Regions from separate parts of the Homo sapiens genome. Here region 2 is linked to region 1. Evidence: chromatin contacts called from ENCODE Hi-C data. All regions are on one chromosome and are shown on one strand. Each heading gives the region's core, a stretch centred on a gene start or an enhancer-like site at or near the end of the contact. The rest is flanking DNA. Distances are from core to core; before and after follow the strand shown. Region 1 holds the start of ZNF548 (zinc finger protein 548). Region 2 holds the start of ZBTB45 (zinc finger and BTB domain containing 45).

What was found. A loop is a pair of places that touch in the nucleus more often than their neighbours do. Pooled maps may share reads with other maps.
Region 2: a loop to region 1 is called in a pooled map, with 9 times the contacts of the local background. The contact joins the promoter of ZBTB45 here to the promoter of ZNF548 in region 1. A Hi-C loop is called at or near these places in 6 of 50 pooled maps.

What each region holds. Positions count from the first base shown.
Region 1 is chr19:57,388,436-57,392,885 of GRCh38, forward strand. It overlaps ZNF548 (zinc finger protein 548), which reads left to right and starts at 1,419. Exons shown (of 4, transcript NM_001172773.2): 1 at 1,419-1,679. The coding sequence starts at 1,665. RefSeq lists enhancers at 977-1,056, 1,197-1,676.
Region 2 is chr19:58,516,832-58,521,483 of GRCh38, forward strand. It overlaps ZBTB45 (zinc finger and BTB domain containing 45), which reads right to left and starts at 2,979. Exons shown (of 3, transcript NM_001316979.2): 1 at 2,911-2,979; 2 at 1-842. The coding sequence starts at 842. RefSeq lists enhancers at 1,226-1,886, 2,944-3,263 and a silencer at 2,754-2,853.

The DNA.
Region 1 (4,450 bases), core at 169-2,668:
CTGAGGAAGAAGATAACATCATGGAATTCCACACCTTTTTTGAGGATAAGATGTGCATATGCTTCAACTATGAAAACGGTAGACAATGTTGTCCAGAAATGGCATGTATCAGCTGCTCTTGAGAAATAAAAATAAAATTCTAAGCACCCCCTAACTGACTGAATGGATGCCCTCTTGACCATGAGAACCCTAGAATAACTTTGGAAGCTGAATTCACCACTATAGAGGAACGGGAAATCAGACACACCTCATTATATCCCCTACCACACTACAATCATTAGGTTTTCTTCCCTAAGGGCTAAATAGAAATCAACCTTTTCAGAAGACTACTAGCTTATCTTCCAAGGTACAGAACAGAGAGAAGATGAGATTATTCATTCCTTCATCCTTCTCTGAGACATCTTCTTTATTCCCTTTTCCCCTCACGTGTTTACTCTATCTTATGTAAAATGTAGATTTACTGGGCACTAACTAAAGTTTCACATGTCTGTAATCATTTGTCTCACTGCCAACCCCTCTTCCTTTTTAAGGAAAATGTATAATAAATACTAAACCTCCTAAGAACCTCTTTGGAAAAACCAGCCACAGATGCTTCTGTGACTTACATTTTTCTGGATGTGCCCTTAGGCTGGTCCAGTAATCCTCCATGATTTGTGACTTATGCCTCAATCACTCATTTTGGTCGTCACTCTCATTTTCAGATAGGATTGTGATTCTTAAAATAAATGGAAAATATCTCAGATATGAAGTAGTAAGTATTATTAGAATAAAAGCGTTGCACCCTTCGTAGGAACACAATCGCTGACTCTACAGTCAGGTAAGATGTATTCTCTTTGATCCAGAGGCATAGCTTCACCCTTTCAACCTACTTCAGCGTCTCCTGTCATCCTTCCTACAAATTCCAGTCCATAGCCCTAACTGCGTAGTCTTTCTTTCTTCTTCTGGACCAAACATATTGAAGCTTACTAAACAGACGCCAAAGCGTAACTGTATGTGTATTTGAAAAGCAATAATATGGCTGGCAGGCATGAGTAGAGGCAGACTGCCTTTATGGTATGGGGTGTCTCTTTGGACCTGTAGTTATTGGGAATTAGCTGTGCTTAATAGAGTCTTAAGTAATAAGTTGCTAACATTTCTGTAAATATCCTATACTACAATCCAAAAAAATACCGTATGTTGCCTTTAAGAGCAAGCCAAGCCCCCTCCTGTCTTTGGAGTCGGGGACTCCGTTTCCCAGCTCCCCTGACAGTGCCACTGGGCCTTTATCTGCCATATAAGGACTGATCAACGCTCTAAGACAAGTCCGGAAGCGGTGTCGAAACTTCATAACCCAGAAGACACTGCAGCTCTCGGCGGCACGACTTACCCAATAAAGGCTTAGAAGGGGACGTTTGCGTGCGTGCGCACCGTCGGAGGGCGGGACTTCCGCCGTCCTCCTGGTGGTGGTCGTTTTGGTTCTGTGTGGTGTTTCACCAACTTCGGCCTATGGCTCTGTCTGACGTCACCGAAGTGACGGAACGGAAAAGCGCGAGAAGCGGCTCGGTTCCCACCACGGAGAGGCGGGAGTGAGTCAACTGACAAGCGCTGGGGACAGTGGCGTCCTTGTCTTGCCTTTGTCGCTCCCGCCCCGCTCTTCCCTGGCTGGGCTGGCGGAGGCCTTGCTGATGAACCTGACTGAGGTGGGTGTCCCGTCCCAGGCTCCCCCGCCCGACCGGTCCTCCCAGTGCTGAAGCCCCCTGAAGGGGCCCTGCAGGTCAGGCCCCTTGTCCCGAAGAGAGGGGCGTTCCTGTGTGGGGTCCCCGTATCAGCCGATTTGATGCAGCCTCAGAGCTCCCGTTAGGGACCTCAGGTTCAGAGCATGGAGGCGCTGCCGAGTGGGCTGTGTTGGGGCGTCAGGGGTGTGTGTTGTTTCTGCGGGAAAGAGAGGGTTTTGTGAATTCTCGCTTGGAATGGCAACCTGAGCAGCCAGTAACCATGGAAGGTTGTCAAGGGAGGGACAGTTGGAGGGGGCAGGTCCAGAGTTCGAAGTTTCAAGTTAGGAAAACCAGGTTAGGAATGGACACAGGGAGACGCGAAAAGGCCCTGAGGCCACTGCAGTAGACCCAGGAGAATTATGGTTGGGGCTGGACCAGTGACAGTAGAGGGAGATGTGATGAGATTCTTCATAGGCCTGAAAGATAGGGCCCGTAGGTTTTCCTGGTGCTTCAGTTATGTCTGAACAAAGGCAGTGAAGAACCGTTTCAAGTGTTTGTTTTGTTTTTTGTTTTCTGTTTGAACGTTTGGAAGAATGGAGTTGGGGAAGTCAGCATAAAGAGCAGATTTCCGGGAGAAGATCACAGGTTGGATTTTGGACATGGTGATTCTCAAATGTCTCAAGATGGATATGTCACACAGACAGGTGGACATAAAGGTGTGGAGTCTGAGGAAGGGGATTGGGTTGGCGATACCAGACGGATGGAGGGCTTGGACTGGGCCAGAGAATGGTCTGAGGATCAGATTGAGTAGGTCGGTCTCGGGTTTTTTTTGTTTGTTTGTTTGCATAAATTTAAGGAGTCAAGTGCAGTTTTGTTATATGGATATATTTGCATAGTGGTCAAGTCTGGGCTTTTAATGTATCCATCGCCTGAATAATGTACATTGTATCCATTAAGTAATTTTTCATCACTCATCTTCGTCTCATCCTTCTACCTGTTTGGAGTCTCCAATGTTTGTCATTCCACACTCTTTGTCCATGTGTACACATTATTCAGCTTCCACTTGTAAGTGAGAACATTTGGTATTTGACTTTCTGTTTCTGAGTTGTTTCATTTAATAATGGCCTCCAGTTCCATCCACATTGCTGTAAAAGACATAGTTTCATGCTTTTTTTTTTTTTTGTGGCCTAGTGGTATTACCTTGTGTATATATATGCCACATTTTCTTTACCCAGTCATACATTGATGGATAATTGGTTAATTCCCTATCTTTGCTATTGTGAATAGTGCTGTGATAAAAATACATGTTTTTTTTAATGTAATGATTTATTTTCCTTTGGGTAGATGCCCAGTAGTGGAATTGGTGGATTTAATGGCAGTTCTATTTTCAGTTATTTGAAAAATCTTCATACTGTTTTCCATTGAGGTTGTACTTATTTACATTCTCACCAACAGTGTGTAACCTTTTTCTCTTCTCCATATCCTGGGCAACATCAGTTGTTTTTTGACATTTAAATGATAGCCATTCTGACTGGTGTAAGGAGATACTGTGGTTTTAATTTGAATTTGTCTGATGATTAATGATGTTGAGCATTTTTTTATATGCCTGCTTGCGATTTATGTGTCTTCTTTTTGAAAAATGTCTGCCCTGTGCTTACTGTTTTTTTTTTTTTTTTTTTTTTGAAATGGAGTCTCGCTCCGTCGCCCAGGCTGGAGTGCAGTGGCGCGATCTCGGCTCACTGCAACCTCCACCTCCCAGGTTAGTTCAAGCAATTCTGCTGCCTCAGCCTCCCAAGTAGCTGGGATTACAGGTGCCCACCACCACGCCCAGCTAATTTTTTGTATTTTTAGTAGAGACGGGGTTTCACCATGTTGGCCAGGCTGGTCTTGAACTCCTGACCTCAGGTGATCCACCTGCCTCGGCCTCCCAAAGTGCTGGGATTACAGGTGTGAGCCACCGCGCCCAGCCCTGTGCTTACTGTTAATGAGATTTTTTGTTGTTGTTTTTTTGTTATGTTTTGTTTGTTTGTTGTTGAGTTCTTTGTAAATTCTGGATATTAGTACCCTGTCAGATGCATAGTTTGCAAATATTTCATCCCATTTTTCAGGTTGTACATTTACTTGGTTGATTAGTCCTTTTGCTATACAGAAGCTGTTTAGTTTAATTAGGTCCTGTCTACTTTTGTTTATGTTGTTTATGCTTTTGAAGTCTTATTCATGAATTTTTTTGCCTAGACCAATGTCCAGAAGGGGTTTCCCTGAGTTTTCCTTTAGTATTCTTCGTTCAGGTCTTACATTTAAATCTTTAATTCATCTTGAGTTGATTTTTGTATATGGCAAGAGAAATTGGTCCAGATTCATTCTTTTTCATATGGCAATCCAGTTTTCCCAGCACATTTTATTGAAAAGTGTGTCCTTTCCGTAGTGTGCATATTTGTTGCCTTTCTCAAAGATCAGTTGGCTATAGATATGTGGCTTTATTTCTAGGAACTTTGTTCTGTTCCATTGATCTATGTGTCTATTTCTGCAGTCAAATGCTTTACCACTGAGCTGTACACCTTATGTGTCTATTTCTATCCATTACCATGCTGTTTTGGTTACTAACAACTTGTAGTATAATTTGAAGTCAGATGGACTTAATTTGAGGGAAATCTTGAGGTTGTCATTTCAGGTGGGCTCTGTGTTGAGAGAACAGGGGGCTGAGACTTGGGGGCCAGACCATTGGTGGCTCCACAGACATCATACTCTGTCCAGAA
Region 2 (4,652 bases), core at 1,729-4,228, 1.1 Mb after region 1:
TCCTCAGCTGACCCAGCTCCCCGAAGAAAATCTCTCCCGGCACCACTGTAGTCAGCGAGGCCAGTGGGTGCAGGGGGCTCCTCGCACGCGCTGTCAGCAGCAGCAGTGAGGAAGCCAGCAGCACAGTCTGGGAAGGAAGGAGGTGCCTGGCCCTCGCCTGGGCCGCCACCTTCGCCATCCTCGCCATCGGTCTCATCGTCACTTTCCTCGTCATCCTCGTCACCTCGGTCATCAGGGGCCGCGGACAGTGAGGGGTCAGCATCAGGCCCCTCAGCCTTGGCAGGTGTTGGGGGCGCTGGCAGCTGCAAACGCGCGGGCTGGCGCTGCTTACGGCTGTGTGCAGCACCGGGGTGCCCCGGGGGACGTGCAGCCAGCAGGTGGCGCAGGCGGTGACGCAGCTGCGCAGGTGCGAGTGGCGGGGGCACAGGGGTGGGCAGGGGCGTGGGCGCAGAGGTGCCCGGGGCTCGAGCGCGGGCGATAATCTGCGTGCATTCGTCGATAACTGTCTGTATGCGAAGCACTGACGCGGCCGTGAGCACCTGCAGGGCTTCACCCTGCGCCACAACGAGCGAACCGCTGTACAGGAACTCTACCAGCTGTCGCACTGTCTGCGCGGGCACCACCGGAGGCACACGGATCTCAGAGTGGCCGAGCAGCAGCTTGTCTTGGAAGAAGGGTGAGCCGGCCGCCAGCACGCAGCGGTGGGCACGCAGCGAAGCTTCACGAATGCGCACAGTCACGTCACAGAAGTGTCCCCCAAGCCTCTGCCCATTGAGGGTCTCAAGCAGAGAGCGTGAGAAGTTCTGCAGGTGTATGTGATGCACAGCCTCTGCAGCCGCCATCTGCACAGAACAAGAGGAGGGCAGGGAGAGGTCAACTGAGGACCCCCATCTGTCCCAACGTCCCTGTCCCCTCACCCCTTGTTGCAGGACAGGGCTCGAGTGCACCACACTCCAAGGCGCGCTAACCCATCCCTCCCCAGCTGCCCTTCACAGTCCCCATTCCCAACACAGGACACTCCAGCACTCCCTCCTCCCCCTACCTCAGACCTGGCCAGGCCGTCTACAGCCCCCCATTAACGCTGCAAACCCTAGCACACCCCTAGGAGAGGGTGTTGGCCTCAATCACTGCTCCCGAAAAGGTTCAGGCCTTGGCCTACTCTATGTTGACTCACCCACCCACCCCACCCCAACTCCAATAACCCTAAGCCTCCCCATGTGCCCCTCCAAGAGGGCAGCCCGGTGTGTAGAAGAGGCCAGGGACCCCCATCCCAACTGGCTAACCTGCCTCACCCCGAGTAGACCTTGCTCTCTACCCAGCTAGCTTCCACTCCTCCTCCACCCCTGCTGACAGCTCCTTTTGGTTTCCTTTAGCCACATCCCCCCAGTATGAGACCCTGTGCATAGGCAGGATTGCTGCCTCAGAACCAGGTCACCTTAACTAGTATATACAGAGGCTCTCGCAGGAGTGGGGTGGCATGACCTGCTTCCTGGGCAGGGTGGTTCTGGGTGTGCCTAGTCACTAAGGGCTGAGGGTAAAAGGTTGGGCAGTACCTTGGGAGATGCCCCAGGGAAACCAGTACATGCTCCCTGGCAGCCCCTAGCATAGCGAGCAGGGAGGTGGCTCCTGCAGCCCCAGCTTCTTGCCATCTCGATGGGGCCTGTGGGGCCCAGGGTGTGGGTGTGGCACAGAGAGGGGAAGTGTGGATTGAGCAGGGGTGTGTGACTGGATAGCTGCCCATGGAGTAATCGGGGACACGGCCCAACATCAGGCACCAGAAAGGGGAGGGGGTAGTCCTCAGAGGACTCTGGAATCTGAGGAGTTCTGCTACTCCATCCATCAAGCAGGTAAACCGTGATCCTTCGGCCTGTTTCCCCTTCTATCAAACAAGGGATGAGATACTCGGCTCATCCCGCACCCAGACTGCACACACCTCCAGTCTAAGGGAGGAGGGTAGGAGCTCTGGACTCTGACATCCGTATAGGCTCCACCAGCCTGTCTCTCCCTTGGAGTCACAAAGCCCCAGGGTGGGCTCGGCTTGATGCTGCCCCTACACCCTCGGGCTCTACTGGGGTCTCAAGATTCAACCCCTCCGACTCCTTATGCCCAATCCGCCGTCCCTTTGCTCAGCCAGACGCCTCCCTTTTTTGCATGCCCCACATTTGACCCTCAGACCACTTCGAGCACCTCCACTGCCCCGTTCCCGCTGTCCTGGACGGATGAAGAAACCTGGCTGGTGTCTCTGCGCCCCTCGCCTCCCCTTCTGTTCCCCACACGGCAGCCAGAGGGAGCTTTTCCAGACTACGGATCCGGATACACCACCCCGCTCCCTGGCCCTGTTCTGAGCCTTCTGTGCAATGCCTCAAAAAAGCCAGGCCTGTGCCCGCGCAAAGGCTAACTCAGCAAGCAGCACCGCCCCATCTGTATTCACCTAGCACCTGAAAGGATTCTAATCTGTCCGGCCGATGGGGACGGAAACTTGCGCATCAACCCGAGAGACTTGAACCTTCCTTTCCCGCCCCGCCCCGCGACGGGCTCCATTCCTCAGTCCCGACGCCGCAAGGCCGGCCTGGACACTTCAGAACAAAGGCCTGCACTCGAGACCCGGCGCCCAGGCCAGCTTCCCGGGTCCGGCGCCGCACACTCCCGCCACGCCTTCGCCGCGCCGTGTGCTTTACTCCGAGCGCGTTCTCCCATACTCTGCTCCATTGCCCGCGCCCCACCCTACGCCCAAAGCACCCCTCTGACCCGCCGCTGCCACCCCGCACTCTGGCCCCCGCCGTACCCCGGTCCTGCAGCGCCCCCTCGCGTTCTCAGCGTGCGCTTCTAGCGGAGCGCAGGTGCCCCTCCCCTGGCACGCCCCAGCCTCCTCGCCCGCCCTGCGGCAGGGGGATGCCCATTCGACCCCACCTCCGACTCCTCTTCAGGCACCAGGCTCTGCCGTGGCCGCTTCCTCCTGACCGACTACAAGGCCGCACTTCCGGGCCGTTACCCCGGCGGAACGGAGGCCTGCGGTCGCGGCGGCGCAGGGGAAACCCTAGGCCGAAGCACGTTTCCGGTATTTTTATGGCGATCAGCTCCCGCCAGTCTGCACTCCGGCTCTCCTCTTAGTCGGAACCAAAGTCGAAGAGGCTAGGGCTGCCGCGTCGCGAGGAATGTCTGGACCAGAGCACTCTTCCGGCGTCGCCCAGGAGATCAGGGGTGTGGCGGGCCTGCGCGATCAATCCGCAAGCTCCCTGTGATGCAGAATGGGAAGGCAGTTCCCGGCCCAAGTGCCCAACGTGTTCTGGCCAGTTTAAACCCCACTGCGAACCGGGGAAGTGGCCTTATTCCTGTGACACGGGTGAGAGCTGAAGTAGGTCTCGGTCCCTGGCCGCCAGGAGGTGCAAGCAAGCTACCACTACTGCAGACGCTCCAGGCCCGCCCGCTGTGGGTGGGACTGGGGAAAGGACCCCATCTCGGCCTTGGCACCTTCTACTACAACGCAGACAGGAATAGACAACTGCCTCACCCTGCTCTGGGCCTCCCCTGAGCTAGACCCTGTGAGATTCTGGGACATTGCAAGTCAATCTGGTATGGGGGACAGAATTCCGAAAATGGCCCCCTCCGAGATTTCCGTGCCCAAATCCCCAGAACCTGTAAATATGATTATCTCACCTATGAATAGTTACACTACATGGTGAAAGGGTTTTTGCGGAAATAATTAAGGTTACTCATTAGCTGATCTTAAAATAGGATATGATTCTGGATTATTTTGGTAGGTCCAAGGTATCATAAGGGTCCTTAAAGGCAGAAGAGGAAGGTGGAGAAACTTGAAGTAGGAGAAGGGTTCCAGAGGCTTTGAAGGTAGAGAGGTCCATGAGAGGAAATGCAACAGGACAGGTGTCATGCTGAGAATCTGAGAAGAGCTGCAACAACAGCCAGCAAGAAAACAGACCTCATGGCCCGGCGCAGTGGCTCATGCCTGTAATCCCAGCACTTTGGGAGGCCAAGGCGGGTGGATCACGTCAGGAGATCGAGACCATCCTGACTAACACAGTGAAACCCCATCTCTACTAAAAATACAGAAAATTAGCTGGGCGTGGTGGCAGGCGCCTGTAGTCCCAGCTACTCGGGAGACTGAGGCAGGAGACTGGCATGAACCCGGGAGGCGGAGCTTGAAGTGAGCTGAGATCGCGCCACTGCACTCCAGCCTGGGCGACAGAACGAGACTCCGTCTCAAAAAAAAAAAAAAAAAAAAAAAAAAAAAAAGGCCGGGCGCGGTGGCTCACGCCTGTAATCCCAGCACTGTGGGAGGCCGAGGCGGGCGGATCATGAGGTCAGGAGATCGAGACCATCCTGGCTAACACGGTGAAACCCCGTCTCTACTAAAAATACAAAAAAAAATTAGCCGAGCGCGGTGGCAGGCGCCTGTAGTCCCAGCTACTCAGGAGGCTGAGGCAGGAGAATGGCGTGAACCCGGGAGGCGGAGCTTGCAGTGAGCCAAGATAGCGCCACTGCAGTCGGGCCTGGGCGAAAGAGCGACACTCAGTCTCAAAAAAAAAAAAAAAAAAGAAAGAAAGAAAAGAAAACAGACCTTAGCCCTAGAAGTGCGTGGAGCTAGATTCCGCCCACAACCTGAATGAGCTTGGAAGCAAATTCTTCCCCAGAGC